2 separate regions of the Homo sapiens genome follow, and region 1 is linked to region 2. Evidence: read pairs that join two places in POLR2A ChIA-PET (ENCODE). Cell type or tissue: K562. All regions are shown on one strand. Each heading gives the region's core, and the rest is flanking DNA. Links, peaks and the distances in the headings are about the cores only. Region 1 overlaps UBE2H (ubiquitin conjugating enzyme E2 H). Region 2 overlaps UBE2H (ubiquitin conjugating enzyme E2 H).

Region 1 (16,485 bases), core at 3,502-11,501, 81 kb before region 2:
CTTTTTTCTTTCATTTACATATTTGGGAGCATTATTGTATAGGCCTAGCTCCCATGAACTGTCCCACATTGTGGATTTTATTTTTTTCTTGTTTTTTTTCCACCTGGAGAACACCGTGAATTTTTGTTTATGAATATCTTTTTTTTTTCGAGACTGAGTCTTGCTCTGTTGCCCAGTCTGGAGTGCAGTGGCGTAATCTTGGCTCACTGCAACCTCTGCCTCCTGGATTCAAGCAATTCTCTTCGTCAGCCTCCCGAGTAGCTGGGATTACAGGAGCTCGCCACTACGCCCAGCTAATTTTTGTATTTTTAGTAGAGACGGGGTTTCTCCATCTTGGCCAGGCTGGTCTTGAACTCCTGACCTCGTGATCCACCCACCTTGGCCTCCCAAAGTGCTGGGATTATAGGCGTGAACCACCGTGCCTGGCCATTTGTGAATATCTTATGTCTTTCGGGTTCTGCTTTGCTGGGGGACTGGGCTTATGTGATAAAATTACTTACCTTGAGCATTAAAGGAAAACAAAAAGTTAAACTTTTTTTTTTTTATTCATAGTTTAGCTTGTACCCTCAACCTTTAACTCAGAGGACCTGATTTGGGAGTTCAGCGGTGGTTGAAGGTTGGTAGAGGAGAGGCAGAGTGTTGGGAGGAAAGGAGACTGCCTGGAGGACCGTCCAGGGCTTTCGTCCTTGGCTCTGTGCGGCTCAGAGACCTTGGGGCTTTCACTTCCTTCTTGGGTTATCTGTGTCCTTATCTATCAAATAAGGAGTTGGTTTAGATGATTTTAAGTCTCTCCAACTTGAATATTCTGATTTTATATGTAGACATTATACATGCAACTCTTATTTTCTGTGTGTGTGTGTGTGTGTGTGTGTGTGTGTGAATGTAAAAGGCCTTCACAACCATATGTATACCTGGTATTGCCTTCTAGGGAATACAGAATTGAAGATAGAGTTATGACATAAAATCTCATTTTGAATCTTATTCTCTTTGCAGAGAAATATGCACAGTAAAACTAGATAAATTCTGCAATTTATTACCTTCTTGGTATGAATTTTTACTAGGGCTTTTTTAGAAGTTCAAAGTAGAAAACCTTTTAACACCTTCATTTGGAATTTTAAAATGTGGCAGTGAAATATTTCACATTCAGAAACCTGTGTTAATGTTAACTAGGAAAAGTCTCAGTCTTACGCCATTAGTAATGATGTGTTGTTATCCTTTCATTTCTAGAAATGGATCCCTGGAATTAGATGGAGTATTGTGAAAGTATAATTTTAAACAAATGTTTTTGTAGAGACAGGGTCTCACTATATTGCCCAGGCTGATCTCTAACTCCCAGGCTCAAGTGATCCTATTACTTTGGCCTCCTGAAGTGCTAGGATTGCAAGTGTGAACCACCATGCCCATCCTGAAGGTATAATTATTAAAATGCTATCCAGTGTTCATAATCTGCTTATCTAATAATTCAAATGCTTTGTTTGCCCTGCTGAGGTCAGACTTTGGCCTACTCTGTGAATGAATCAGTTTTTGCTGTTGTTACGGATGGTAGAGTTGAGTCAAGATGTTAATGGCCCTTGTCCAATATGGGGAGCTAGTTAAGAATGTCTTCTGATTCTATCCTGTGGAGTGAGAGTATCTATTTGTTCACTTGATGGAAACTTACAGTTCCCTCGTGTCTTGTTTCAGTTTTGTTTTTCATGTGGAATACATCTAGAGAGACAGTATGGCTTAGTGGATGGGACAGGCCCTTGTGAGAATTATTTCAAATAATTTTGTAATTTCAACCCAGTAAATTTCTCCATCACTGTTCCTGATCCCTGGCATTATGAACAATAGGTTTCAGAAAGCTTCCATGTTTTAGAACCTCTCCTACCTGAGATTACAGGTGTGAGCCACCACATCTGGCCAAGGTGTTATAGATTCTTTAACCTAAATTTGGCTTATTACTTGGAAATGTTATTGAGGAAATTGGTTATCAGTTTTATGATTTTCTAAATTACTATATAACTTCTAGTCACATAAAAAGTGTCTAAGCTTGTCCATAGCAAGAGAGGGCTGCTTCAAATTATGATTAATGATATTGCAGAACAAACTCTGGGTTGGTAGTAATATTTATTGGTTAAAATATAGTAGTAGGCCTTTAACATGGATATGACTGTAGATCTTTATTTTAGCTGCCACATAGTTGTGAATAAAACCAAACTTACGAAAAGCAGGTAAAACTTTATTTTATTTTGGAAGTTAGTTGATAAGGGTAATTCAGATTGAATTGCATAATAATGGCAATATTAAGTTTCTTGTTTAACAGTTATGGACTGGAAATTTTTCTTTCAGCACTTGGGAGGCCGAGGCGGGTGGATCACGAGGTCAGGAGATTGAGAACATCCTGGCTAACACGGTGGAACCCTGTCTCTACTAAAAATACAAAAAATTAGCTGGGCTTGGTGGCGGGTGCCTGTAATCCCAGCTACTCTGAGGCTGAGGCAGGAGAATAGCATGAACCTGGGAGGCGGAGCTTGCAGTGAGCCGAGATCATGCCACTGCACTCCAACCTGGGCGACAGAGCGAGACTCCTTCTCAAAAAAAAGAAAAAAAAGAAAAATCTCAGATACAAGCCAGGCACTGTGTGTGCACTTGTAGTCCCAGCTACTTGGGAGGCTGAGGCTGGAGGATCGTTTAAGCCCAGGAGTTCAAGTCAGTCTGGGCAATATAGCAAGATCCCCATCTCTAAAACAAAATAACTCAGATACATATAATTAGAATAGTATAAATAAATATCTGTATACCACCCTACTATGTAGACTCAATATTTTGCTATATTTGCTATCTCATATTTTTGGCTGAGCCATTTATAATTTGCAAATACTGTGAGACTTCAGTGTAAATACTTTAACATGCATCTTCAAAGAATAAGGACTGTTTTTCTGGGCACAGTGGCTCATGCCTGTAACCTCAGGATTTTGAGAAGCCGAGGCGGGTGGATCACTTGAGGTCAGGAGTTCGAGACCAGCATGGCCAAAATGTTGAAATCCCATCTCTACAAAAATTAGCCAGGCGTGATGGCGTCTGCCTGTAATCCCAGCTACTCAGAAGGTTGAGGCAGGAGAATCACTTGAGCCCAAGAGGCAGAGGTTACAGTGAGCCGAGATCATGCCATTGCATTCCAGCCTGGGTGCCAGAGCAAGACTCCATCTCAAAATAAAAATTAAAAGGCCAGGCACGGTGGCTCATGCCTGTAATCCTAGCACTCTGGGAGGCTGAGGTGGGTGGATCACCTGAGGTCAGGAGTTCAAGACCAGCCTGGCCAACATGGCAGAAACCCATCTCTACTAAAAATACAAAAATTAGCCAGGCGTGGTGGCTGGTGCACACCTGTAGTCTCAGCTACTCAGGAGGCTGAGGCAGGAGAATTGCTCCAACCCAGGAGGCAGAGGTTGCAGTGAGCCGAGATCGTGCCACTGCACTCCAGCCTGGGTGACAAAGTGAGACTGTCTAAAAAAAAAAAATTAAAAAAGAATAAGGACTTTTCTTACATAAACACAGTACCATTATCACACCAGAGGATATTAATAGTAACTTCAATTATATCATGTAATATCCATAGAGGAAATATTGAAATGGTGAGATGTTTTGTCTAGCCACTTTCAAAGAAAGAAAGCCTGTATTTTTACATTTTAAACAACAGTAATTAGACAAAGTTAGCGCCAAAAAGATTGGTTTGAAACCCATGCAATGTTAGTGGGAAAAATGTTCTCATTCATTCTAATAATTTATGAAGTCAGCTTTTTTTTTTTTTTTTTTTTTGTGACAGAGTCTCTTGTTGCCCAGGCTAGATGCAGTGGCGTGATCTCAGCTCACTACAACCTCTGCCTCCCAGGTTCAAGTGATTCTCCTGCCTCAGCCTCCCAAGTAGCTGGGACCACAGACGTGTGCCACCATGCCTGGCTAATTTTTTGTATTTTTAGTAGAGACAGGGTTTCACTGTGTTGGCCAGCCTGGTCTTGAACGCCTGACCTCAAGTCATCCGCCCGCCTCGGCCTCCCAAAGTGCTGGGATTACAGGCGTGAGCCACCATGCCCGGCAAAATCAGCTTTTAAATTAGGGTTTAAATTTGCTTTTGTAGCTGCATATTTTAAAAAGTTTGCTTGAGCCCAGCAGGTTGATCCTGCAGTGAGCTATGATTGCACCAATGCACTCCAGCCTAGGTGACAGAGTGAGACCCTGTCTCTAAATAGATGAGTCCATTTTTCTGCCCTTAGAAAATATAGAATGATGAGTACAATTGGACCCTCAAGAGTAAAGATCAGAGACAGTGACACAGTCTAGCAGAAAATAATGGTACCTGCTGCAAAGGGTCATTGTTACCAAGTAAGTGAAATTGTGTAGTAGTGGTTAGCACAGTATCTAACACATAAGCACACCAATGTTAGCTTTAAAAAAAAAAATCACGTGTAATATATATTGATTTGGAACTATAAACACCAGGACTTTTTTTTTTTAGAGGCAGAGAGTCTTGATAGGTTGTCCAGGTTGTTCTCAAACTCCTGGCCTCAAGTGATCCTCCCACTTTGACCACCTAAACAGTGAGCCACTGTGCCCGGCCAACACCAGGACATTTTAAAGATTGCTTTTTTTTTTTTTTTTTTTTTTGACTTTTTCTAGTCATTTGTTTATTACATTGTTTTCAATGACAAAATATTTTAAGCACCACAACAAATATGTGGAATAAAATAATGAACAGCATCCATTTCCCAGTTGTCAGATTTTAACATTGTCTTCAGAACTTTTTTTTGAGGTAATAACACCTGAAGTTACACTAAAGCCTCCTGTGATGTCTTTCCTGATTCCGCTTCCCTCCCTGTCTTCTTGAATTGTCATCATACCATTCATGTTTATTTTCTCATATATGTATGTATGTAGTATTTTGTATGTTTATATAAATATACATTTTGATTCAATATTACTTTTAAGATTTATTGATATTATTAGAAGTATTCTAGTAGCTTTACTTCATTTGTTTCCAGTTCATTTATATTGAGTTATATGTGTACCATATTTTTTCCATTTTGTTAATGCACATTTAGGTTATTTCCAGTTTTTCACCGTTATATACAGTGTCATAATTAACATTTATGAGTGTCTTTTTGAGCACATATGTGTTTTTCTGGGATAGTGTTTTTCAAGCCTTTTTTGTTCACTAGACACAGTAAGAAATGTATTTTACATTGATACCCAAAATATGTGTGTGTTTATTTGCATAATGTTCATATATATATGCATAAATATTTACATGTAATAGAAATTATAGTTTTATAAAATATTTACCCTGAAAAAATATTTACGCATACAATGTGAGAGATGCATACTTGAGATATGAATAAATATCCCTTCATTTAAAAATAAGCTGATCAGGACAATATTTGACAAATAATAGTCTAATGTATGTAACCTGAAGCAGAATTGCTGCTTTGACAGTGCTCATTTTCAGCTTGGCGAGAGATGAAAAATATCACTCTTCAAAGTAATTTTACCAAACTCACATTCCCATCAGCAACATATGAGAGTTCCTGTTTATTCATATCCACACCATCATTTATCCAGCTTTCTAACATTTTGCCTATCTGATGGATGTGAAATGGTATCCCAGTGTTTTCTCAGTTTATTTTCTAGTCAAATATTTTTGGTGCCTTCTTTCTGTCAGACCCTGTGCAAAGCAGTAAAGATGGTAACAAGAGAGGTGAGACATGGCTTTCCTATTCTAGGGAGCTTGCATTCTAGGAGAGAGATGAACTTTGTCTCCCAGTGAGTGGCAAAGGGACACACAACGGGGTGCAATGTGCAGCCTGCCTAGGGAAATGGGGCTGTTCCAAGAGATGAAGTTTGACCTTGGTCTTGAAAGATGAGTGGGCATTTTCAGAGAGCTGTGGAGTTGAGGGGCATTCCGGGTGGAGGGGAGGCAAAGGCATAGAGCTGTAAAACCACATTATTCAAGAAACTTAATGAGTGTTCATGACTGTAGAGTCCCAGGATTGGTGAGGCCAAGGAATAAGCAGAGGAGAGCCTGCAGATATGGAGGCAGGTGGAGTTGTATGCTGCCGGCACCAGACTCATTGAAGGTTTTAAGTAGGGTGTTAACAGGAGTTTTATTTTGTTTTTACAAGTCTAGGAATGGATTCTGGTATTAAACGTGATGGTCAATCAAGTTTTTGTCTTAATTTCAGTTTCAAACGCATTAGCTTAGCTGTTTACTATAGTCTTTTTGAAACAGGTAGATAATAGAAATTATTATATTTCCTTTGAACTAGAGTTGGTCATTTTCTATTCTTTCCTAGCATATGACACATTTCCTTTCATCCATGTGCCTTGTTTTTTGGTGCTTTTTTTTTTTTTTTTTTTTTACTTTGTTTTTGTTTTTGAGACAAGGTCTTGCTCAGTTACCCAGGCTTGAGTGCAGTGACACAATCATAGCTCACTGCAGCCTCGACCTCTCGGGCTCAAGTGATCCTTCTACCTCAGCCACCTCAGTAGCTGGTACTATAGGCGTATACTACCACACCTGGCTAAATTTTGTATTTTTTTGTAGAGATGGGGTTTCACCATGTTGCCCAGGCTGATTTCAAACTCCCGGGCTCAAGTGATCTACCTGCCTCAACCTCCCAAAGTGCTGGGATCACAGGCAAGAACCACAGTGCACAGCCTTCTTTCTTTTCTTTCTTACATGTTAAACATATACATAGAGAAAGGGTCTACATTGTATAGGCTGGTTGTGAGCTCCTGGCCTCAAGCATCCAGCCCATGCTCCTTAGTTTTCAGTGGGACAACAAATGGTCTTCACAGGTGTTTTTTATTGTCAAATATGAATAGGTATAGCTTTGTACAGGTTGGTAATTTTAAGAATTTGGATTTTGGGGCCGGGCACTTGAGCCTGACCAACATGGCAAAACCCTGTCTCTATTTTAATAAAAATACAAAAATTAGCTGGGTGTGGTGGCACATGCCTGTAATCCCAGCTACTCAGGAGGTTGAGCATGAGAATCATTTGAACCCAGGAGGCAGAGGTTGCAGTGAGTCTTGATTGTGTTGCTGCACTCCATCCTGGGTGACAGAGCAAGACTGTCTCAAAAAAAAAAAAAAAAGAATTTGGATTTTTTGGACAATGTCTTTCATGAGGATACTTTCAGTCTTTATCTCTTACTCTTGCTACATTGTATGTAGCAAGTATGGATATAGTTAAAAGAACTTCCTTTAGAAAGCTGGAGTGCCTCCTGTTAATCAACTGTATGTGCGTGCATGTATATATAAAGGTGATGATATGAGAGATTGCTTTGGACTTCTTGCAGCTTTTGGCATTCCTGGGCTGCCAGTCCCTTTTTAATAGGAGCATTTGTCTTGCTTTAAGACATGAAAGTTTGAGGCCTGCCAGTGTCTAATAAAAGCAGTTTTTGGAGAGCAAATTACAGAGAGTCGTGTTTTGAAATTCTCAGTGCCTTAAAAGAATAGATGTGAACCATAGCATGGAATAGTAAGCACTTATTCGCGTGTGCATACTTGATACTAGCTTTTGGTGAGAAGTCTCACACTTGTGCTAGTGTTAAGGAGCGTATTCAAAGGTATGTTGGTATGTTCATTGAGATGCAGGGGCAACACTGAGCATTGTGTAGATCCTATTTTTAATTTAGGAGAATCCTATGCAGGTAGGTTAACTTTTTTAAACCTTACAGTTCAAAGTTGTTGTTTTTTTACCCCTCCTTTTCACCTCCCAGTTCAAAGTTTTAATTGTGTTTCCTAGCTCCTTGATATTTAACAATTACATACTTCCCTGCTCTCTCTAAAATAAAGGCTTTTTATTAGTTCAGGATTTAGTCCAGGGAGACCTTTTACTGCGTGAACCATGCTTGAGATGAAAAGAACTAGACAGAAGCATGTATTGCCCAGTGTCCCTGCCTGTGCCCTTTCTTCTCAGAAAACCCTGGCTAGTTGATTGTCTCAGCCTCATGGTCTTTTGTTACCACCAACCTCCCTGCACCCCAGACTCCAGCAGGCACACACACATCTGCACACACACAGTTTAGCTGATGGAGAAGGAGTAGGGATGTGAGGGTGTGTCCTCAGGGTAGGGGCTGGGACTATTTCATTTTCTTTCTGTCTTCAGCAAATGTAATGCATGTTAACACCTTGGCAGTAAAAGTGGGCTGGATCAGTTGGATACAAGGTGACTGTTCTAAAATAAAATGAAAAACAGCATAATCTCGAATTTGTAGGCAACATGTGAGACCCAGCAAATGGAACTTTTTGTTTGTTTGTTTGAGACGGAGTCTCGCTTTGTTGCCAGGCCGGAGTGCAGTGGCACGATCTCGGCTCACTGCAACTTCCACCTCCCAGGTTCAAGCAATTCTCCTGCCAGTAGCTGGGACTACAGGCACCTGCCACCATGCCCAGCTGTGTTTTTTTTTTTTTTTTTGGAGACGGAATCTTGCTGTGTCGCCCAGGCTGAAGTGCAGTGGTGTGATCTCGGCTCACTGCAAGCTCCGCCTCCCAGGTTCACGCCATTCTCCTGCCTCAGCCTCCAGAGTAGCTGGGACTACAGGCGCCCGCCACCACTCCTGGCTAATTTTTTGTATTTTTGGTAGAGATGGGGTTTCACCGTGTTAGCCAGGATGGTCTTGATCTCTTAACCTCTTGATCCCCCTTCTTGGCCTCCCAAAGTGCTGGAATTACAGGTGTGAGCCACCGCTCCCAGCCGCAAATGGAACTTTTGCAGGTGGTTTGGCCATTAGCCGTGTACATGCTTAGAGTGTGTTTAGGCTAGTGGACAGGATGTTCTCTGTGTGTACTGTGTAACCTTGAGGCTTTGCGTCTATTTCTATTTCCCTAGAAATGAAATCTAAAACAGGCTGCTTTCCTTCCCCCTAGCTTTCCAAACAAAAGTAAGGCTTGTAGATGTGAACTAGACTGTTGCAAAGTTCTGGAGAGGATGGCTGTGGTTTGGGATTTGATTTTTGGTAGGCTTTTTTTTTTTTTTTTAATTGTTAGAACTTGAGTGTGATAAATGGCTTCTTTTTTTTTTTTTAAGTGGGAAGAAAATACAAGATCATTAACCACTTGTGCATATTCTATTTCAAATGGCTTAGAAATTTAAAGCAAACTTGTTAAAGTTTGTAGAAGCTGAGTTGTTGATTTCTGTGGTGGATAAAAGCCAGTGCTGTATCTGGAAACTGTTTTCCTGTTTTTCTTAGATACCCCTTGAATCGGATCTGTTTAATGGAAGAGGATTTTTCTGTTAAGCTGGTTATAATGCCGGTTAAACTTTGTGTTTAGGATGTTAAAGTCCTGGAATGAATATAATTACCTGCCTATATAAAAAAAGCTGAAGTCATTTGACGAAAAGTTAACAAGTGCAGGCATGTGAGCTATTTGAAAATTTAAAATGCATCTGAGAGAGCTTTCTAAGATTCAGAGGGTTTTATGGATTTTTTCTGGCTTTTTAATAATTGAACTTTATATGAAATGTACATTTTAGCTAGATGGACTTACGAGGCAGATAGAGGTCAAGGAATTTTTAAATTATAGATTGTCTTTGCATTGCCTTTGGTCTGTTTCTGTATTCTGAACTGATGATTGAAAGAACGATCTGTGGTACTCAACATTTTTATGGATTTTGAGATACAAAGGGAGCTCAAAAGCAACTGCATGCTGGGGATGGTAGGAGTTCTCTTGAAAGACAGGCAGAGTTAGGAGGGTCTGGGCCACTTAGCCCGTTTGCTTTTGCTTTGGCCACAGGTACGGGCAGGCTGTTTTACAAGGAGTTAAAGTTCTGCTTCTAAACAGATGCCTTTCTGTTTCAGTGTTTCTTCCTAGTGCTCTGAAAACCATATGTGGGGAAAATAGTTCGTTCTGTTTAGAGGTTAAGGGTGTTGCCTGCCTGAAAGTACCAGTAGTAGTATTTAGTATTTATTTATTTTTTTGAGACAGAGTCTCGCTCTGTCACCCAGGCTGGAGTGCAGTGGCGCAATCTCGGCTCACTGCAAACTCCGCCTCCCAGGTTCATGCCATTCTCCTGCCTCAGCCTCCCAAGTAGCTGGGACTACAGGTGCCCGCCACCACACCCGGCTAATTTTTTGTATTTTTAGTGGACGGGGTTCCACTGTGTTAGCCAGGATGGTCTCGATCTCCTGACCTCGTGATCTGCCCGTCTCAACCTCTCAAAGTGCTGGGATTACAGGTGTGAGACACCGCGCCCGGCTGTATTTAGTATTTAAATAAAGTGTGAAGAAGCAGGTGAAGAAACCTTCCTACCATTTAACAAGAGGGAGCCAAGCCCGTGGTTTTTGTTGCAGGAAATGTGCTTCTGCCACTCCTTTAAAGCTGTGAAAGTTAATTTCACAGCCTCGGGGAAAGACATTGTTTCCCCTAAAGATCAGGTCTTGAAGTTGGAAGTTGTCATTTGGTCTATAACTTACACTAATGAAAAGCCTCTTAGAGTGCTTACTGTGTGCCAGACACATTAATCATAGTAGTAACAGCTGACATTTGAGCGCATCCTGGGCCGGACATTGTGTTTTTTAGCACTTTAAATATCTTCCTCAGTCCTCAGAATAACTCAAGAGGTAGGTACTGTTTTCTTTTTTTCTGTTTTAAAGATGAAACCTTAGGCCCCTATCTCATGCCAAGTAAGTTGCAGAGCTGAGAGATAAGCTCAGTCTGTATAACTCGGGAGCTTTGACTCTGAACAACTAAATTCTCTATTATGGTACTGATAATTCCCTGGACTGTCTGGCAGAGAGTGTGGTTCTTTATTTCATCAAGGGAGTGGGCTCAGAGAAGATAAGTAATTTACTGTCATAAGCCTTGTGTTGAAACCAGAACTCAAACCTGGGTCGGTTTGAAGTGAAAGCTTATGTTCTTGCCACTGAGTGTATCATATGACCTCTTAGAGTACATTACTGTAATATCTGATTTACAAAGGTCTTTTTATTTCTTGTGTCGGCTTCCCTCTGTTTCTGGAGGGGAGTTGTTTAAAAGGTTGATTTTTGGTCGGGCATGGTGGCTCACGCCTGTAATCCCAGCACTTCGGGAGGCCAAGGTGTGTGGGTCACTTGAGGTCAGGAGTTTGAGACCACCCTGGCCAACATGGCAAAACCCCATCTCTACTAAAATACAAAAGTTAGCCAGGCATGGTGGGGCGCTCCTGTAGTCCCAGCTACTGAGGAGGCTGAGGCAGGAGAATCGCTTGAACCTGGGAGGCGGAGGTTGCAGTGAGCCAAAATTGCACCTCTGCACTCCAGCCTGGGCAACAGAGCAAGACTCTGTCTCAAAAAAAAAAAAAATTGATTTTTGAGGTGGCTGTTGGGAACTTGATACGTTGTCTGCTGGCAGCTATGTTGCACCTGGTTGTGGTTCTGAGGCTGTCTGGCCAGAGCCCATTGGTACAGTCAATACATGTTACCTTCTTAAGCTGCTGACACCAATCTGGCTTCCAAGATATGCATTGAGTTCCAAGTGGGGAAGACAAGCAGATATGTGTTTCCTAGTGTCCAGATTCCATTTGTTCTTTTATAAGTGTTATCTCCTTCCATGTCGGTAACAAAAGTATGGGGTCGTAGTTAAGTACAGAGCCTCTGAGGTCAGACTTGGTTCTGTCACCCGCTCCCTACTAGATGACTTGAGGCAAGGCTCTTAACCATTTTCTCCCCTTGAGAGACAGGGTCTGGCTCTTGCTCAGGCTGGAGTACAGTGGCGTAATCATAGCTCACTGCAGCCTCCAATTCCTGGGCTCAAGCAATCCTTGTGCCTCAGCCTCTGGAGTAACTGGGACTACAGATGCATGCCACTGCACCCAGTTAAAGGCTCTTTACCCTTCTGAGGCTCAGTTTCCTCATCTGTAAAATGGATGGATGTCCTCATGAGTTATTGAGGGGCTCGAATGAAACATACAGGCCTTAGATGCTTGGAATGGCATCTAGACATGGCGGGTGTTCAGAAAATGATGGCAGTGGTGGTGGAGATAGCAATAACTTCTCTGCTGTGTGGCTCTTCTCTTCTATTACAAAAGATCAGGACCTTTTGTAACAGGTCAAGGTGAATGCTTTCTGGAGTAGACTGTTGTGTTAATGCTCTGAATTGGATATAAAGTAAAATTTGGGATTCCCTTTATTTTGTAGGCACATGTAAGTCAATAAATTGCCTTGTAATTTAAATCCTATATAGTCAAATTCTGTGCTGTACTCTTTTTTTTTTTTTTTTTTTGAGACGGAGTTTCGCTCTTGCTGCCCAGGCTGGAGTGCAGTGGCATGATCTCGGCTCACTGCAGCCTCTGCCTCCGGGGTTCAAGCCATTCTCCTGCCTCAGCCTCCCGAGTAGCTGGGATTACAGGCACCCGCCACCGTGCCCAGCTAATTTTTTGTATTTTTAGTAGAGACGAGGTTTCACTATGTTGGCCAGGCTGGTCTCGAACTCCTGACCTCAGGCGACCCACCCGCCTTGGCCTCCGAAAGTGCTGGGATTACAGGCGTGACCACCGCACCTGGCCCAATGTTGTACATTTTTATATTCTTTGAAACCTTGACTTTTATTGGAAATGTACTTGGTTGTGTTGAACAAAATATTTGAGGAAAATTTTTAGTGATTAATTATTAAAAATGAGCCTTTTAAGTTCTTGTTGAACTTGAACATAGTGTACATTTCATTTCTCAAATGGAAAAACTGAGGTAGGAAATAGGGATAGGCTTTGCCTAAAGGCCGTTGAGTAAAGTATGAGTGAGCGGGCTTTATAAGGGCCAAAAACAGGTTGTGCATCCCTTATCTGAAAATCCAAAATCTAAAATGCTCCAAAATTCAAAACTTTTTGAGCACCTACGTAACACAAGTGGAAAATTCCACACATAAATACTTAACACAAACTTTGTTTCATGTACAGAATTATTTAAAATATTGTTTAAAATTACCTTCAGACTATGTGTATAAGATGTATATGAAACATAAATGAGCCCAGTGTGGTGGCTCATGATGTAATCCCAGCACTTTGGGAGGCTGAGGTGGGAGGATCGCCAAGCCCAGGAGTTTGAGACCAGCCTGGACAGCATTATGAGACCCCATCTCTTTAAAAAGAAAGAAATGTAAATGAATTTCATGTTTAGACTTGAGTCTCATCGCCAAGATATGTCATTATGTATATGCAAATAAATCCAAAACATTTCTGGTCCCATGCATTTCAGATAAAGAATACTCAGCCTGTAGTAAATATTTTAGGCTTTGTGGGCTGTATGGTCTTTTTTGCAACTATTCAACTCTGCTGTTGCAGCACAGAAGCAGCCATCAATAATACGTAAATGGATGGGCATGGCGTGTTCCAGTAAAACTTTATTTACAAAAACAGGGGGTGGGCCCTAGTTCGTGGACCCCTAAACTGAAGGAACATTTTAAATTCTATCTCATAATAAAGGCCTACCTTGGTCCTGCATCTCTCTGTGTACATGTATTAAAGGTTGTTTTTCCCTTAGGCTTCATTCTCAGTCATCTTTTCACATAACACATCCTTTGCTATAAAATGATTCATAGACCCGGTATGGTGGCTCATGTCTGTAATCCCAGCACTTTGGGAAGCCGAGGCAGAAGGACTGCTTGAGGCCAGGAGTTTGAGATTAGCCTGGGCAACATATCAAGACATCGTCCCTACAAAGAAAAATTTAAGAATTAGCCAGGCATGGTGGCACACACCTGTAGTCCCATAGCTACTCGGGAGGCTGAGGCAGGAGGATCACTTGAACCCAGGAGTTCAAGGTTACAGTGAGCTATGATGATGCCACTGCCTTCCAGCCTGGGCAACAGAGTGAGACCCTGTCTCTAAAAAATAATTAAAAAAAACATATATGTGCATTTTTAGTTGAGTTGTTGTTTCCTAAACTCTAGGTTAGTGTAGGTGCCTGCCTTCCAAATATCTCTCCAAGACGATCCCAACAGGCCCCTAAAACCTTGCATGTCCAATACTGATGTCAGTACTATTTCTTCCAAACTCTTACTACAATCTGTTTTTTTGTTTACTTACCTATTGCCGAAGTGGGAAACCTGTGTGTCTTAACAACCTCCCTCATCCTGTTTGTTCTGTCCTCATTTTTTTTTTTTTTTAATTGAGACGGAGTCTCACTCTGTCACCCAGGCTGGAGTGGTGCAATGGTGTGATCTCAGCTCACTGGAACCTCCACCTCCCAGGTTCAAGCAATTCTCCTGCCTCAGCCTCCTGAGTAGCTGGGACTACAGGTGTGTGCCACCATGCCTGGCTAACTTTTTTTTTGTATTTTTAGTAGAGACAGGGTTCCACCGTGTTAGCCAGGATGGTCTCATTTTCCTGACCCTGTGATCTGCGCGCCTTGGCCTCCCAAAGTGCTGGGATTACAGGCATGAGTCACCATGCCTGACCTGTTCTGCCTCTTTATTCTCTCCCCCAACCCTGCCCTCCATTGCGACCACCACTGTTTGATTCAGGGCCTCGGGACCTTACCTGGACTGTTGGAGATAATCTCACAACTTCAGGGCTCCCTGCATCTAGTCTGTCTCCTTCCAGTCTGCCTTTCATCTTGGCTGCCAGAGTGATCCTGTTTTGTTTTTGTTTTTGTTTTTTGAGATGGAATCTTACTCTGTCACCCAGGCTGGAGTACGGTGGTGTGCTCTCTGCTCACTGCAACCTCCGCTTCCCGGGTTCAAGTGATTCTCCTGCCTCAGCCTTCCGAGTAGCTGGGATTATAGGTGCCCACCACCACACCTGGCTAATTTTTGTATTTTTAGTAGAGACGGGGTTTCACCGTGTTGTCCAGGCTGGTCTTGAACTCCAGACCTCAGACAATCAGCCTTCCTCGGCCTTCCAAAGTGCTGGGATTACAGGCATGATACTGTTTTTTGTACATCTGATTATGCTACTTCTTGCCTAAAACTCCTTAGTTGCTCTTTAGCACCCATGGTTTAAAGCCTAACCTTGGTATAAAAATCGGTTTGATGGAGTCTTGGTTTAAAAGTCAGTTTGATAGAGAAGTAGTGCCTTCCTACCATCGGTCAAAGATACAATGCTGTGCTGTATGCCTCTCCCCTCCCCTAGCCTTCTCAAGGGACACTTCCTAACTCTTCTACAGAGTCCCTTTCTCTTTTGGCCTTTTTGTTTTTGTTTTTGTTTTTTTTTTGAGATAGAGTCTTGCTCTGTTGTCCAGGCTGGAGTGCAGTGGTGCAATCTCCGTTCACTGTAACCTTCACCTCCAGGGTTCAAGCGACTCTCCTGCCTCAGCCTCTTGAGTAGCTGGGATTACAGGTGCCTGCCACCACACTCGGCTAATTTTTGTATTTTTGGTAGAGATGGGGTTTCGCCATGTTGGCCAGACTGGTCTCGAACTCCCGACCTCAGGTGATATGCCTGCTTCAGCCTCCCAAAGTGCTGGGATTATAGGCGAGCCACCGTGCCTGGCAACTTTTGTTTATTCTTCAATATTCACCTCAAGCCTTGCATCTTACTCAAAGCCTTCCTTGAATCACCCCCCCTCTATATTTGTTTTCAACCCTTTTCGTGTCTTCTGTATGCTTTAATTGACCCCTTTGTTTTCCCCTCAGACCACTTTATATAATCAGCTGTTTGCTTGTGGCTCCAACTCCCACCTCTTTCAAGCTGCTCCTTAGAAGATAGATTCTGTGTCTTATCTCTTTGTCCCTAGATCCTAGAACTGTTTGTATTGCGTCTGGGCTTAAGCATTGTGAAGAATGAGTGGAAAATGGTAAATATTTATTACTAAAGAGGTGGGGCCACATGTACATTTATATATTTTTTAATACAGACAGGGTCTCATTATGTTGTCTAGGCAGGTCTTGAACTCCTAGGGTCAAGTGATCCTCCCACCTCAGCCTCCCAAAGTGCTAAGATTACAGGCGTGAGCCACCACTCCCGGCCCATTTTTCTCTTTTTGAAGGGTTCTTATTTCTACTCTTCCAGGGCAATTAGAAGCAAAAGGAAAAGACCCTTGGACTGGAGTCTGGTAGAAAGAATGCTCAGTGAGCAAACCTGGGGCTCTGAACCGTCCCCTTGTATGTTTTTCATGGCCTTGCAGCTCACTCCTTGGAGCTGTGGTTCTTTGAGGTGTAGGTCAGAAATTCACGGGGTGCTTCATCAAAGTGTGCATGTCTGATGAATACCTACCCCCTGCCTGCCCCTCTCTAGGTATCAGTGGGGCGGGGAATGTCACTCTCCTGGTGATTCTTGTACATGTTTCTTCTTCCCATTTCCGGCCATTTTTCCCACCTGACATTTTCTCCCTGCTCCTTATATTACATAGTTCTTTATGATCTTTCTCCTGTGTTTTGTATTCCTTCTCTGAGAGAGAGGGGCTCCAGTTGCAATGAGGTTCAAATGATGGTTTTAGTGTCTCAATTAAAACTCTGAATGCACTTACTTTTTTTAGTAAAAGCATTGGTATAGATGATGGCTAATATTCCAGAGTTAAATAGTGTACTTCA
Region 2 (16,485 bases), core at 1,888-9,887:
TCAGCCTCCCAAAGTGTTGGGATTACAGTTGTAAGCCACTGCGTCTGGCCTGTAAAACTGAATTTGCTTACCTTTTGGCATTTTCTACCACTGCCTTAATAACTCACCCACCCAAGGATAAAGATAAGAAAATAAAAACATTTTCAGACTTTTCATGTTTTATTGGATATTTCAAACATATGCCAAAATAGAAAGGACATATTTACAGGAAAATGTTATTTTTATTTTATTTATTTATTTGAGACAGGGTTCCACTCACTTGCCCAGGCTGGAGTACTGTGGTGCAATCTTGGCTCACTGCAACCTCCACCTCCCCAGGTTCAAGCAATTCTGCCTCAGCCTCCCAAGTAGCTGGGACTACAGGCACGCGCCATCACACCCAGCTAATTTTTTGTATTTTTTAGTAGGGACAGGGTTTTGCCATGTTGGCCAGGCTGGTCTCGAACTCCTGGCCTTATGTGATCCACCCACCTTGGCCTACCAAAGTGCTGGGATTACAGGTGTGAGCCAAAAATGTTGATTTTTAAAGGCAAAAGAAATGTCATTTGAAATGTGAAAAGTAGAAGTTACACATCTATTGCCTTGAGGTAGCTTTTTAAAATGTTTGTCTTATGCATACACACTGTACATAGTTGTAATTCTAGAAAACATACCATTTTATGGCCTTTCTCTACCCAGCATTCAAGTATAAGCATTTTTTTCATTGAAAACAAATAGTTTTCAATGGTTTTGTACCATAATAATTGTTTCCCTTTTTAAAAAAATTGTAGATAAAACATTGGTGAAAATCTTACTGCAGATAGTTTGGGGGTTATATAGGAAGGTGATTTTTGTTTTGCTTTTTTGATTAGGAGTGTCAGGATTTCTTTCGTGGTACATGAGAACCTTACTATAAAGTGGCTCTTTAGGACCGTTCTGAAGTCAGCCTTATGAAGGTGAAATAGACTCTGATGAAATCACCCCAAGTCTGTGGCTTTTGTTGTAAGGCAGAGCTGCTCTGTGTCAATACCTGGTGTGTGAGAACAGGACGTGGTAGCTGTCATGGGACCCTCTAGCCCATCATTCTCTAGACCTGCACTGTCCAATACAGGATCTACTAGCCATGTGTGGTTATTTAAATTTAATTAGAATTAAATAAACTGAAAATTAATTTCCTTATTCACACTGGCCATATTTTGAGTGCTCAGTAGCCACTTATGGCTAGTGGCTATTGGTTTAGGTGAGCACATATAAAACATTTTTATCACTGCAGAAAGTTCGGTTGAGTAACACAGCTCTAGATTAGTCTCTAACTGCTCAGCTTCTTAACCTTACAGTGATAAGAGCCACCTCTTATAGGTAAGATTTTCTAGAGCAAAGTTGGGCAGACCTTGGGTACTTGTTTTTGTATATGTAGTTTTATAGGAATACAGCCACATCGATTTGTTGACCTATACTTTGGCTGCTTTTGTGTTACAGTGGCAGAGCTGAGTTTTGAGTAGTTATGACAGAGACCATATGTGGCCTGCAAAGCCTAAAAGTATTTGACCCTTTACAAAAAGGTTTGCCTACCGCTTTTATCTAGATCAGGGTTTCTTAACCTCAGCACTGCTGACATTTTGGTCTAGATAATCCTTTGTTGTGGGGCTGTCCTGTGCATTGTGGTGTTTAGCAGCTTCCCTGGCCTTCACCCACCGGATGCCAGTAGCACCGCTTAGATATGACAACCAAAAATGTCTCTAGACATTGCCAAATTCCATGGGGAGCAAAATCACCCTTGGCTGAGAACCACAAATCTCAAGCAATGTGGCTTGGCAAAGCATTCATCTGTAATACTGCAAAGGAGCGCCCATTGTTAAAAGCAAAATTGGTTGAAAGAGCTGACTAAATTAATGAGTAGTTTTTTATGCTACTTAGTATACTTCAGCATTGTCTCCAGAAACAGGAATGTTTTATATAAAACATGACAAAGCAGCTGGAGTGGGGCAGAGACATGGAAGCATTCTCATGTCCTTCCATTTCTCAGGGGTGCTGCAGTTCACTGAGGAGCAGAGTGTGGAAGTTACAGCATATCTGAGCTATGGGGTGTGTGGGTTGTGTTATACCCAGGTTCTCAGGGCCTGCTTTTCTAAAACGCTGGGTAACTGCAGGTGTTTGTTGTTTGCTAACTGTGTGTAGATATCATCTGTGTATGCCTGGCAAGAAAGGAGTTAATAAATGTCACGTCTATAATCCCAGCACTTGGGGAGGCCAAGATGGAAGGATCTCTTGAGTCCAGGAGTTCAAGACCAGCCTGGGCAGCATAAGGAGACCCTGTCTCTATTTAAAAAAAAAAAAATTAGCTGGGTATGGTGGCACATGCCTATAGTCCAATTTACTTGGAAGACTGAGGCTGGGAGGTTGGCTTGAGCCCAAGAGTTTGAAGTTGCAGTGAGGTATGATCACACCTATGCACTCCAACTTGGGCAACAGAGTGAGATCCTCTCTCAAAAAAAAAACTTTTTTAAATAAATAAATGCAGTAGATTGGTGCTTATCTGTCTTATGAATATTTGTAGTCTTATGTGGTCCATATAGATTCCTATCCTCATTACCCAGAATAATTGAAAAATTGGTTATATTTACCTCCATTAGAAGTTGCAAGAATTGAATTAAATGTCAAGTCCTATAAAATTGTGTTCAAGGCTGAGCGCAGTGGTTCACACCTGTAATCCCAGCACTTTGGAAGGCCAAGGCTGGCAGGTCACTTGAGGTTAGGAGTTTGAGACCATCCTGACCAACATGGTGAAACCCCGTCTCTACTAAAAATACAAAAATTAGCCAGGCATGGTGGCAGGTGCCTGTAGTGCCAGCTACTTGGGAGGCTGAGGCAGGAGAATCGCTTGAACATGGAGGCAGAGGTTTCAGTGAGTCAGGATTGCACCACTGCACTCCAGCCTGGGCAATAGAGCAAGACTCTGTCTCAAAAAAAAAAACAAACAAAAAAACCCCACAAAAACTGTCTTCAATTCTTTTAAGACCCAGCATCTGAATACCTTTCAGAGTGGGGGGTTTTGTAAGCTGTAGAAAATGGCTGTGTGAAATAGCCATATAAATAGAGTGAAATAGAATTGGGAAAATTGTCCTTCAAAGTGAATGTCAGGTATATCTTTATCTCGTTCTTCAAATTAAAATTAAAATGTTTAAATTGGTATTGAAATGAATGTGTAATACAAGTCACATGTAATAGAGCACACTCGTATGGAGAATCATCCCCGTGTGAATATCTAAGAAGGTAAGCAGCTTGACTACTGAATGCAAGTGAATTTTAGGTGAACTTGCATTTCCCATGTGTGACATGTTTGTTTGGTTTTTCAGATCTTACCAATATATTTGAGTCCTTCCTGCCTCAGTTATTGGCCTATCCTAACCCCATAGATCCTCTCAATGGTGACGCTGCAGCCATGTACCTCCACCGACCAGAAGAATACAAGCAGAAAATTAAAGGTAAGAGGATGGGTAGTTTAACCTGGAGACAAAAGAACTTAAATCTGTTGGGCTTCAGTCATTAAAAGTCCTTCTTAAATTACTTAGTTCCTAATACTTTTTCTTAGGCCTAAAAAGAGACAGCTGTGGGCTGAAGTAGTGCTCACCAACCTCGGGTGGCAGTAGCACCAGTTTGCTCATCCTTTGCGATTTAGAATCCTATTTTCCCATCCTTAAAACAGTTTACGTGCTGATGGGATATGAGTTTCATTTAAATGAAGATAAGTTTGCGACTGGCCGTGGTGGCTCACGCCTGTAATCCCAGCACTTTGGTAGCCCGAGGCAGGCGGATCACAAGGTCAGGAGATCGAGACCAGCCTGGCCAACATGGTGAAACCCCATCTCTACTAAAAATACAAAAATTAGCCTGGTGTGGTGGCACGCGCCTGTAGTCCCAGCTACTCGGGAGGCTGAGGCAAGAGAATCGCCTGAACCAGGAAGCAGAGGTTGCAGTGAGCCTAGACTGTGCCATTGTACTCCAGCCTGGGTGACAGAGCAAGATTCTGTCTTTAAAAAAGAAAAAAAATCTAAAGCTCCACCTGGGTTCATTGGATTTTCCATTTTACCTCTGTGTATGTTTCAGAACTTTCATAGTGAAAAGTCTAGATACATGAAGCTCCACCAAGAAGCAAAGGAATTCAAAGTTTGTGAAATATACCTGCTGCTTTTAACCAATGGCAGGCATTAGTATCTAGCCAGTTTTTCACATGATGGGCCTATCTGCATAGCAGTCCAGAATGTTTGCTTCCTCAAAATGTGTGGCCTCTCTGAGGTACATTTGCAAGAGGTGGCAGTAGAAGTAATTTACCAGAGCTTGAATGTGCAGGTCTTCACTCTGAAATGTGCAGGTATGAGGCAAACAGGGACTATTCATGAAACAATAGCTTTTCTTCTATTTGTTTTCTAATTCTTCTTCCAAGGTCTCTATAGGGTATTGTTTGGAGCTGTTGTTGAGATAAAGCAGAAATAAATTTACTATAATTAATTAGATCTCAAGTGCTTTGCAAATTAATATCTAATTTATGTAGCAAAATATATAGCTAAGCAAACATGTATTTGAAGAAAAAGGCAGTCAGTTTCAGCCAGATAAAGTGCTGTTATGAGACTATATTAAAATTTTGACATAGGAATCACTTAGCAATGTCTGCAAACCACAGATATCTTGGAGCAGAGTATATTTCTCTAGTTCACATATGCATTCTGTCTCAACAATTTAGCAGTAGCCCTGTTTCAGTACATGTCTGCTATAGTCCCATTTACAAAAAGAACCGAGCCTACATTTATCTTAGAATGGCTCACTCCAGCGTACGGACCCCTAGCCTTCGGAAATGTTCATGTTGGCTATCATTTTGTCTTCCTTAGTAATCTCAGAAAATCATGGCCATCAGACCTGAGCTCACCCCCACTTCCTACTGTGCCTTGATATCTTCTCCCTTCCCTCCTGCATCTTTTCTTTGTTCCTAACTATAGGAAATAAATAAGAGACACCCTTCCTCATTTCTCAAACTCACTCCCACCACCAATCTGTGATCTTGTTCCCCCAACCCCCCGCCCCCTCCCAATGCAGTCTTCCTCCTCCACCCCATCAGAGGTCTCCCTGTTTCAGGAGCAGTGATCTGCTCCTGTGGGCTCTCTTAGGAGTCATGCTGTTTATTCCTTTTCATTTTCAAACTTCTTGCGTCCTCACCTTAAACTCCTCTAGTTTTTTTCCCCTCCTCTGCTTAATCTGTGCCCTCATTTCTTCCCAATCCTTTGGACTCTTCTCAAGTCCCATTTTGCTGGACCTTTCTGCAAGTGTTACATTTTACCCTCATCTTTCTGGAAACTTCTCATTCCATTTCCTAAATGTGGTCATTCACTTAGGACTCGGTCCCTGGGCTCCCTCTCTTCCTTTGTCATCCCTGAGGAGCTGTTTCACCTCTCACAGCTTCAGTCAGTCCCCTCCAGGGAGATGATTTCTGAATGTGTGTCTAGGCCTGGCCTCTCTCCCAAGCTGCTGCTGGACATTTCCATTTGTGTGGCAGTCACCACCAACCCAACACAGCTAACACAGTCAGTGTTCATATTTAGTTGGCGCTGTATTATAGTACATGTTTGAAAAAGTGTTTAAATATTGGATAGCCCGTAGCACTGGGCACCATTGGAGCTGTCTAAAGCTGTCACTTCCCTGCTCAAAACCCTTTGCTGGGTGACATCTTTGCCTGCCATTCAGGGCTCTCTGATACTGAGTGGAATCTACATCTTTGCCCTTACTCCTTTTTTTTTTTTTTTTTTTTTTTTTTTTTTTTGAGACGGAGTCTTGCCCTGTCGCCTAGGCTGGAGTGCAGTGGTGCGATCTCGGCCCACTGCAGCCTCTGCCTCCCGGGTTCAAGTGATTCTCCTTCCTCAGCCTCCCGAGTAGCTGGGATTACAGGCATGTGCCACCACATCCAGCTAGTTTTTTGTATTTTTGTAGAGATGGGGTTTCACCATGTTGGCCAGGCTGGTCTCGAAGTCCTAACCTCAGGTGATATACCCGCCTTGGCCTCCCAAAGTGCTGGGTTTACAGGCATGAGCCGCTGCACCTGGCCATAGTTCTCTCTTAAGGTTGTGTTTAAACATCCCAGCCACTTACTTTCAACAAAACAAAGCCTTTCCCTGGAGTGGCCTCTCCTATGCCATAGCTGGCAGGACTTGGGGGTCAGTGTGGCTGGGACTGCCTCGGCCGTTTTTCGTCCGTAACTGCTTCCCTCTGGTGACACTCAGCAGCTCCTTTTATCTTCCTCTGTTTCCTCCTCCTCATTGGTGACCTTGCTCTTCCTTTCTCTCTCTCAAAGGCCTTGTCCTAGTAAGTACTTAATATACATTTGTTTCCTTGAATACATTAAAGAGGGCTGATAGTATCAAATTCTAGTGTCAAAAAAAGGTCAATATTTATCTTCTACAAAGGAAGACGCAAAATAGTCAACCCATTAGAGGTTAAAAATAAAATTGTTAAAGTTTGAATAAATATTTCTCAATTAAGGTAAATTCCTACCTAATCATGGGCTACTTTAATCTCATCAAAATCATTAGCATAAAATTTTGTTATAATGAATTTGAAGGGCTCTAAGTCTCAAGTCTGCAAACCTTTTCTGTAAAGGACCACATTGGCCAGATGTGGCCTTTATCACACATTCTGTTTATTATTTTTTAAGACAGTTTTTAAAATATAAAAACATTCTTAGCTAGGCCCTGTGCTAGTTATTCAAATCTGGTAGGCCCATTTGGCCATTCAGCTTATCTTCCTATTGCAGTGAGTCCCCGCAACTCTATAGGAGGAAAAACAAAGCCACAAGGGTGTGTTTTTGTGTGGCTTGCATTTTGAATAGGTTTCTGTCATGTCTTTTCCTATTGTGTGGAGGCTGTTCACTTGAAAACAGTATGCACTTAGAGTTTTTAGGAACAAGTTTGTTTATTCAGCAGTTCTTAAAAGCCGTTTCAGCAGTCTTATTCAGCCTAGGGTTCCACCAAGGCTGTAGCAGCGGAAATCTACCTTCAGGTAAATTATACATGGAAAAACCACTCAGAGCCGAGTGGTGTCTCCGTATAGCAGCTTAGTCCTGAGCAGATTGAGCGATGGTTTTTGCCAGCTGCTTCAAAAACCTGACAGGCAGGATCTGTTTAGACTAAAATCGATTCCTAAAATAATAGACCTGGACTGACCGTAATTATGTAACTGCAGATCTAAAAATGATGAAGGATTTCCTTATAAATTACTATGGAATCATGACTGGTCCTATACTATCTGGGAGATGAAAGTAAAAAGAAAGCGTGGGGCTCCCATTTCCCTGGTCCCTGAAGAGTTCTTGGGGTGCTGCAGCACACACATTCCCCTGCAAGCTGAGCCTGCTGTGTTGCTCTTCCCAATACCCCTTTCCTCAGGGGGCAAAATGCAGAAACCCTGTCCCAAAGAAGTCTCCCTATGGGATTCTCCTTAGCTGTAGTGATCATGATTACTGTCATCTTTGTCCCCCCTGGTGTTCAAGGTAAGTTTGAACCTCCGCAGCCTTGCCAGCTTTTTGGGGTCGCCAAAGCACATGCCTGCCCACTCACTGCCCTTGTTGTCTTTCTCCCACCCCGTGCAGAGTACATCCAGAAATACGCCACGGAGGAGGCGCTGAAAGAACAGGAAGAGGGTACCGGGGACAGCTCATCGGAGAGCTCTATGTCTGACTTTTCCGAAGATGAGGCCCAGGATATGGAGTTGTAGTAGAAAAAGCACCTGCTTTTCAGAAAGACTATTATTTCCTAACCATGAGAAGCAGACTATAATATTCATATTTAAACAAAGCAATTTTTTTTATTACTAAACAAGGTTTTTATGAATAATAGCATTGATATATATATATTATATATCACCCTTTAGATCTTGATTTCTTGGTCATTTCTCAACCTGAGGTGCATAGCATATTCCCACATTCCATTTGGTAGCAATATGCGGTCTGAATGCATGCATTCATGAGTCCATGTGGCCAAGTCAGCCTGTGTGCTACTGAACTGTCGAAGGAAATAGCCGCTCTGATAGGTAGATGTGAGTAAAAAGAACAGGAAAAAATTGCTTCTTTTATTGGTTTCCAAAGAAACAAACCAAACCAACCAGCTCTTGGATGTGAAGATAAAATAGTGCTTTTTTGAAATGGAGAGGAAAAACTTGGGGAGGAAGAGGCCTGCTGTGGGGGCATCGGAGCCAGCCATGTAAGAATCAGAGCTGCTCCTTCCTGTGAATCCTAGGTGGCCCTATGTCTTCTGTGGAGTTACAGTATAAAGCAGGGAGCTAATTAAGAGTATTAAAACTTAAAACCATTTTTTGACTCTGATTTTAAGTACATTTTTATATGTCAGTTGCTGCCCTTCACACTACCAGGCCCTGCAGCCACAGTGTTCTGTTGGAGAAACTTGGGGAAGTGTTTTCTGAACCAGTTCTTTTTCTTGGGGTAGAGCGTGAAATCCAGACCTGTTTTTGAAAGGACAGCACAGGAGGAGAAAAGTGACTGGGACGATGCTTCCTCTCATCCAAAACACATGCAGAGTCACATCCTCATCCTAGTGTTTGGCAGTTTGAGACCGCTACCCTGAACTTAAGAGCTTTAAATATGAGGGTTGTGTTTCTGGGGGGGTTATTTTTTTGGTGTGTGTGTGTGTGTATTGTGCTTAGAAAGGTTGCAGATTTCATCTTCACCTACCAAGAGGCGGCCGCCTCCTTGGACAAGCCGCTCATGGACCATTAGACTTGAGAAGACGACCCACGTGGTGACTGCAAAGCCCTGGGTACTTGCCTTCATGTTCTGGTTTGGTTTTCCCTTTTTCTGCTGCTCTTGGCAGCAGCCTGGTCATCATCTGCTTGTGGGAGTGGGAAATGGGTATTTTAGACCCAACACAGGTTCTAAATTTAAAACAAATAATAATTGGAACAAATAAAGGTTCTTGTACCCAGAGTGATTCTACATGGGAAAAACAAACCAGCTTTTTTCAGAGAGTGACCGAATAGGAAGAAGGGATTCAGAAATATGATGTAGTAGAACATGCCCTGCAGGAAGAAAATGTTTTCTCTCCTGCGTATGTTAAGAGGAAATCAGTTTAAAATGCCTGCTAATCAAATGTCGACTCAGCTAACCATATGTCCAGGTTGCTGCAGAGTTTCTTTCAAATCTGAGTGTTGCCTGCTGAACTCGGAGGGGAGTTTGGAGAAATTTTAGACAGCAGCTCTGTGTTCTTTTTTTGCCGCAGCCAATAAGATAATAGCAGAATTAGCCAATCCTAAAACCTTCTAAAGACGATTTTTGAGCATCCCACTGGGATTATTTAATTTTTCTTTTTGACGTGTGTTTTTAGTTTAGAAGTGCTGTATTCCACAAGGTTTAAGTCAGTGAGGTTGGAAGATACCCTATCTTTTTTATTCAAAAAGCACAATCAATCTTTTGTTTGAAAATCTATATAAAGTACAACTTGCTTTTAGCATGATTATTTTCCTAAATAAAAAGACAAAGAATTTACTTACTTTATGTTAATTACGGGCATGAAGCAAAAGGTTTTCTTTAAAAAAAAAAAAAAGTGCAGTGATGTAGGGCTGTGGTTAGTTAACCGTACTGAGTTATCCATCTAGCATCTGTGGCTTGCTGGAAGGGTAGTATTAACTATTTAACATGTAATGGTGTACTTCACTCTTACCTAGCACGCTGTCTTCTCATTGCTTTGGGGGAGGGAGGGTCTCTCTGCTGGCACTGTCTAACTTGCTTACCTGCTGACTTTGCAGTTTGCTTGTGCTATGACATTTATTGTAGGTGCTATTTAGGGTAGGCTTAAAGTGCTGGGTGGTGATTTGAGTTCAAACAATAAAAAATTGTATTTTTTCAATATTGTATAAACAATAGTGTTCTAATTACCTTAAAAAAAAATAATGACCAGTTAAGAATTGCTTTTGATCTTGTCAAAAAACTGAATAGACCCCAGTTTCGGGAAGGTGTGTGAGCAGTGCCATGACTCTGCCCCTTACCTAATCCCACATCTCTCTAATGATAAGACATTGGCTCGCCTCTGACCAGAGCCCCAGCACCAGAGAGCGGAAGATGCAGAATTGTCAAATGACCTGCTGGGGGAGGTTGTAGGAGTTTAGCAGATTTGAGTGTGGCTGCAGAGAGAGAGAGTGTGTGTATGTGTGCACATGTGTGAGAGTGTGAGCGAGAGTGTGTGTGTGTCCATCTAAGTGTGTGTGATGAAGGTGGGATAAGGCTCCTCTGTTAGTGCTGGAAGCTCCTGTAATTGCCGCATGGATCCCACTGTGCCCTCTTGTTCTGTGCAAGTCTGTCCTGTCTGGGCACTAACCTTGGTCCCATGCATGTTTATGTTCTGGGTGGGGCTTTGCCTCTCCACTGGGAAACTGACTTTTGCTGGGTTGAACAGAGTCCCTTATGCTTTTTGTCCTCTCCCTGCGCCTGGGAGAGGTGGGAGTAGGAGCCCAAACACACAGGTACAGAAAGATCTGGAAGAAGGCCTGGCAGTGAATCCAAGGACTCTGGGCCCCCAACAATAGATGGTAGCGTAAGTCTGGAGCAGCGGTGTTTCACCACCAAATGCCTTTCCAGGCTGCCCTTCCAACACTCAGGAGAGCATCCAGATCCCTGGGCAGAGGCTCTACATTCTTGGCTTTAGAGGTGGTGGCAGCGGCAGCAGGTCAGAGCCACTTCTGGCGGTTTCCCTCCCCTTTTTAGTGCCCATAGTTTTTGGATCCTCCCTTGAGTTTTACCAGCACAAGCCATTCTTTGCCCCTGTTCACATAACTGAGCTCAAGCTCTTGCCAAACACCAACAAGCAAGATGGTTGCAACCTGGCAACATTGAATCCACCACCCTTGGGCTCCCTCTGGAAGCCCCAGCACCGGGGGGCTTTTGGGCACAGGGTCAGTGGTAGCCATCTTAGACACTGACATTTGGCTTTGTCGTCAATTTCATCACCCTCCTTGAGGTTACTGTGCAGTTTCAACCAGCATTTTATCCTAGTGAGGTCATTATCAGGAGTTGCCATATCATCTCTCCAGTACCTAACATTTCTCATCCACTTCAAAAGCTGTTCTGACTGCCAGCTGGCTGATCTAAGCTCCTGAGGAATGTCTCCTCTCAAAGGAATTTTTCCCTCCAAAGGCCCCCTGAAGTCCTAGTTGGCATTGGCCTGGCACATGCTTTATGTTAGGCCTCCCGTTGGGATGGCTGAGAATCATGAAAGACAGATCCTCCGCTAGCCTCTGTGGGTCAAGTTTCTGGACACCAAGTCTCTGGGAACTAGTGTTTGATTTTAAATGGCATGTGGCCCTTCCTTGTTTCAGTGACTTAGAAAAGTAAAAGCCATTTAAAAAAGTTAGCAAGATTTTTTATCGACTTCCCAACTGGGCTTCCAGCCTTGTTGAATGAAATCATCTATCTCTGATTGGGCGCAACGAACTGCATTTCTTTGGACTTCTGAATCCATGTTTGTGCTTTCTCTGGCCCGTGAACACCTCGGCGATTCTGTTAGGGATGGGATGAGTGGGAGGAAGCCCTTTGAGAAGGGGGAGCCGGCCCTGTCATGCGCAGGTTTTCCACTCATCTGAGGAAGAGCCAGGGCTCTGAATTTAGCCTAACACTCATCTTGGCTGTGGGCTTGGGAAGAAATGGCCATTATTTACAGATTGTATTTGGTACATATTGTGTGATACTTGAAAAGATAAAAGGGACTGCCAGCCCCTAACTGAAATCTGAAGCTTTTTATCGCTTATTTTTCCTCGCCCTGTCTCCTCCCTTCCACCTTTCTCCTTGCATTGTGATGATCTAGTAGGCACGTCTGTCAACAGGACACATGCCTCCTCTGACTATAACCTCTTAATAGTTGTGTATAATGAAAACTGTAAACTTTTTTAAATAAACGTGTATATACCTTGGCAAATGGCTGGACCTTGATCAATAAGATAATAGCCCTCATGATTACTCTCAGCTGGTTTTCTAAAATACCCTCTCTGTTCTGGCTCCTTTGAGCAGCAGACGCTGGCTTCTTTTGGCTGAGCAGCTCTTAGAATGCAGATGACTAAATTAGTTTGGGAAGGGAGTGGCACCCTTAGGCAGTAATAACCAAGAGGCTCTGCCCAGAGGCCTGTCCTTGAACCTGGAACTCAGATGCACAACTGCTGGCTATGAACGGGGCTGTGAGGCTCCTCCACTAGAGCCGTGGAAAGCCCGAAGGTCCCTATCTACCCCCATGCCTAAACCTTCTAAGCCCTGTCAACTCACGCTGAGTGAGGATACTCCGTGGCCTGGAGTTCAAGGACAGTGCAGCTTCCTGCTGGGACTGATCTGCCTAAACAGGTGGTCCTCTGCCAAGTGCTAAGCCTCCTGGGAGATGAGGAACGGTGGGTTTTGCATGGTAAAATGCTAATCGCTGGATTAGACCGTTTCGATTCCTTTCTAAAGCGTTTGCCTTTAGTTACCACCAGATGGCGATGCCGCTCAGTCTAATGGAGACGGTTTTGTTAGCAGGACCTTAAGACAAAGGAAATAGTGTTGCTTTGTTCGCGTGTTCTCATTCCAGCTCTTTTCCACTGTTTTCTCCTTATTCCCCTAAACTCCTTTTTCTCCTTCCCTACATGCTGATGCATTCGCGCCGGTTGACCCGGCTTCATACCTACCTGCCAGATTGAATGAGGTCGGGCTACTGAGGAATGGTGTGCCAGTGCCTGCTCCCTCCTCACTGGCAGGGAACCCCCCAGCTACCCTGGATGCCTCCAGAGCCCAGAAGCAAAACATTCAATACATTCTTTGTGGGTGGCGTTCATGGACCCTTTAGCCAAAGGACTGAACCACAGAGCCATGAGTTCGAGTCCCAGCCCTTCCTTTAGCTGTGCAACTTCAGGCTCCTCACTGGGCTTTCATGGACCTTGGGTACTGAGCTGTAAACTGACATCCCTAGACTAGTAGGTTCTGACTCTGCCACCTTGTGACTCAACTCCACCCAGGCTGCGAAACAGTGCCCCGTCATAGGATAGAGTAACTGAGAGAGGATGCTGTATATTAACCACGAAACACCAGCGTTTCAACACAGGTTTAGAGTTTTTAGACTCAGAGCATTGGGGGTGTAGAGCACTTTCCAGCCTGAAGGGGACTTAAGAGGTACATGGGTCACGTGAGCAGTCATTCCATTGATCTCAATAAGGCAGCTGCTTTTAAACCCCTCCCAGGAGAAGTCTCAGTGCAGTCGCCGGCACTTGGGTCCCCCGACCTCCCCCCTCCACCAACCCCAGTAATCTCACCCAGCACCACTCAACCTCTCAGCCTCAGTCTAGCTGTTTCCCAAGTGGCAGGTGGCTTGTCACTACCTGCCTGAGTCATTGTTCCTTTCCTGGGAAGGGGACCGGGGTTTCTGAGGCACGTTGTCCTGGAAAAGAAAGCTAGTGGGCTCTGAGCCCCACAGCTTTCTTGCTGGCTCTGAAGACTGCTCTGTCCTCCTGGGAATGAGTGGCTGTGACACTGGATCTGGGGGTGTCCCGCTTCCCACCCAGAACCAAGACAAAGGATTTTTCTGACTCCCACAATCCCTGGAGCTGCAGAGGCCTTGCAGCCCCCTGGCAGGCTGAGCAGCCCTATTTGTAAGTAGCATCTCAGGGGCTCATCCCCCCTGAGTCCCGGACAGTGCAACTTGGGCCCAAGCCTGCTCTCTCGGGCCTCAGGGTGTACTGTGTGTGCACCCCCCAACGTCTTGGGACTGAATAGTTATCCTGACCAGGGATTTAATGTTAGAAGATAAAAGATAGGAGCATTTCCCTCTGGCTGTGTGTATGTGTGTGTGTGCATGTGTGTCTGCACGCGCGCGTGTGTGTACCTATGTAGTGAAGGGTGTTTATTTTCAAAAAAAGGGCACTTCTGTGGACCTGGGCTCCTCAGAGCTCTTTGGGGCTCAAGACTTGGCTCCCAGGACCTGGTGTCGAGGGGTCAGAGGTGGCAACAACGGACTTGGACTCCCTAAGAGAAAACTACACCCTTCTGGCTGCCGGTACTTGGCAATGAACCTAGAAGGGGGTGCCGGATGCCAGGTGCGGCTGGCATTCAGGCCTCCCTCAGCTTCCTCTCCTGGGGTCCTGGCCACCAAGGCCAGCCAGCACGCGGCAAGAGGCTCCTTGAAGAAGCTGCGGCCTCCTTGTGGGCAGCCTTGCCTCTGCTTTCCTCAATTCTGTAAGCAGCGCATCAGGGCCTGCTACGCACCACTCATGTGTTCACGCGCATAGGACAAGGCTTTTAAAGATGCACTTCTTTTTTTCTTTTTCTTTTTCTTTTTTGAAACGGGATCCCACTCTGTTGCCCAGGCTGCAGTGCAGTGGCATAATCATGGCTCACTGCGGTCTCAACTGATCCTCCCACCTCAGCCTCTTGAGTAGCTGGGACTACAGTCACAAGCCACCACGTCCGGCTAATGTTTGTATTTTTTATACAGATGGGTTTTGCCATGTTGCCCATGGCTGGTCTTGAACTTCTAGGCTCAAGCGATCTGCCCACCTTGGCCTCCCAAAGTACTGGGATTAAATTTTAAAACGAGTGTAAATTGTTCTGCAAAACAACTTTGTTTTGTAGGACTACGTGTCACTTTAAATGTTGAAAATGTAGCGTCCAAATTGAGATGTGCTTTGTGAAATGCCCCCTGGATTTCAGAGTTAGCACAAAAATAAGAATGCTCTCATGAGCCACCGCACCCAGCTAAACGATGCATTTCTGCCAACTTGAAAATTATGTGCTGGTAACAAATCAGGATTCCAGAAACATGCCCTCCTCCAGAGAGGACCACCATGGGCAGGGCTGAAGAGGGCTTCCCCTCGCGAGTCTCGCTCACTGCAGTGAGCCCTTCGGTGAGTAGAACAGGACATTAACTGCTTGTGCTGTGCCAAGTGGCTTAGTCACACAGTGGCATAACCATGCTAGAACCTGGGTCTTCAGGCCATCCATACGTGTTCTTTCCAAGAATCATGCTGTGCCAAGCTCAGTGCCTGCCCCCAATGCCCGCTGGGGCTGTGGGTACCTATGTCTGTGTGAACCTCATGCTGCCTGGGCCCTATGAGATGCTCCCTGGCTGACCTCCTGCCCAGGGCTCACTCTATGGGCGTGGTCTCTGAGGATCAGGACCTTTCCCCATACACATCCCCATTTCCACTGACAATGGTTTCCCCAACCTCCGGTACCTGCAGTACGGTCAGAAAATAAAACTAGATTTAACTCAAACCCACTTCCTAGTGCAGAAATATAGAAATAGAATGTGATCTACATTTATCATTAAAAACATTCTAGTAGCCACGTTTTTTAAAAAAGGTTAAATGTTTCATTTAACTCAATATATCAAAAATACTTCAGTGTGAGGCCGGGCGCCGTGGCTCACTCCTGAATCCCAGCACTTTGGGAGGCTGAGGCGGGTGGATCACCTGAGGTCAGGAGATAGAGATCATCCTGGCCAACATGGTGAAACCCCGACTCTACTAAAAATACAAAAATTAGCCGGGCATGGTGGCAGGCACCTGTAATTTCAGCTACTTAGGGGGCTGAGGCAGGAGAACCAGTTGAACCTGGGAGGCAGAAATTGCAGTGAGCCGAGATGACGCCACTGCACTCCAGCCTGGGCAATAGAGTGAGACTCTGTTTCAAAAAACAAACAAAAATTTCAGCATGTAATTCACAGTAAAGGAATGAGATAGTTTCGATTCGTTATTTTTGTGCTAACTCTGAAATCCAGGGGGTATTTCACAAAGCACATCTCAATTTGGACGCTACACTTTCAATATTTAAAGTGCCGCATAGTCCTACAAAACAAAGTTGTTTTGCAGAACAATTTACACTTGTTTTAAAATTAAAAATTAATTAAAATTATATACCACGAAAAATGTGATAATCAATAGCCACAGCTGGCTACCTATTCAGAAGCACGGGCCCTAGCAGCCTCTCCGTGCTGCAGGGATCTTTAGAGAAGCAGGCCTGGCGCGGTGGCTCACGCCTATAATCCCAGCACTTCGGGAGGCCGAGACAGGTGGATCACTTGAGGTCAGGAGTTCGAGACCAGCCTGGCCAACATGGTGAAACCTCGTCTCTACTAAAAATACAAAAATTATGCGGGCATGGTTGCACACATCTGTAATCCCAGCTAGGCTGAGTCAGGAGAATCGCCTGAACCTGGGGAGGTAGAGGTTGCAGTGAGCCGAGATTGCGCCACAGCACTCCAGGCTGGGCGACAAAGCGAGACTCCGTCTCAAAAACAAAAAACAAAAACCACGAAGCTGGCAAGTGACAAGAGCAAAGGAGCAACTTTGCTTGGGAATCTAGGGCAGAACCCAGAACCTCCCAATCCGCGGAGAATGTTCCAGGTACTGGAAGGGTGGACGGCGCACCCAGTCCGGTCCCTGGGGGCGGACTGGGTGGCCAGGCCGGAGCTGGCAGTCAGGGGAGCCTGGGCAGCGCCTCGGTCC

Evidence for each region. ChIA-PET counts read pairs that join two places held together with the same protein. Peaks named below come from ENCODE experiments on the same cell type or tissue, not always from the same donor. Only the 100,000 strongest peaks of a DNase experiment are listed, where the experiment ranks them.
Region 1: POLR2A ChIA-PET joins it to region 2 with 5 read pairs; 5 of 35 experiments call an interaction of 5 or more read pairs at or near these places.

What each region holds. Positions count from the first base shown.
Region 1 is chr7:129,909,011-129,925,495 of GRCh38, reverse strand. All of the region lies in intron 1 of UBE2H (ubiquitin conjugating enzyme E2 H), which reads left to right. Among named protein-coding and RNA genes, the nearest start is that of UBE2H, 36 kb to the left of the region's middle. In K562, for the core only: no CTCF peak of the experiment used is centred there; no DNase peak of the experiment used is centred there.
Region 2 is chr7:129,826,186-129,842,670 of GRCh38, reverse strand. It overlaps UBE2H (ubiquitin conjugating enzyme E2 H), which reads left to right. Exons shown (of 7, transcript NM_003344.4): 6 at 3,336-3,464; 7 at 7,610-11,939. The coding sequence ends at 7,734. Among named protein-coding and RNA genes, the nearest start is that of MIR183, 59 kb to the right of the region's middle. RefSeq lists enhancers at 1-11, 3,174-4,373, 6,081-6,616, 7,351-8,010, 16,245-16,294. In K562, for the core only: no CTCF peak of the experiment used is centred there; a DNase peak (open chromatin) is centred at 6,790.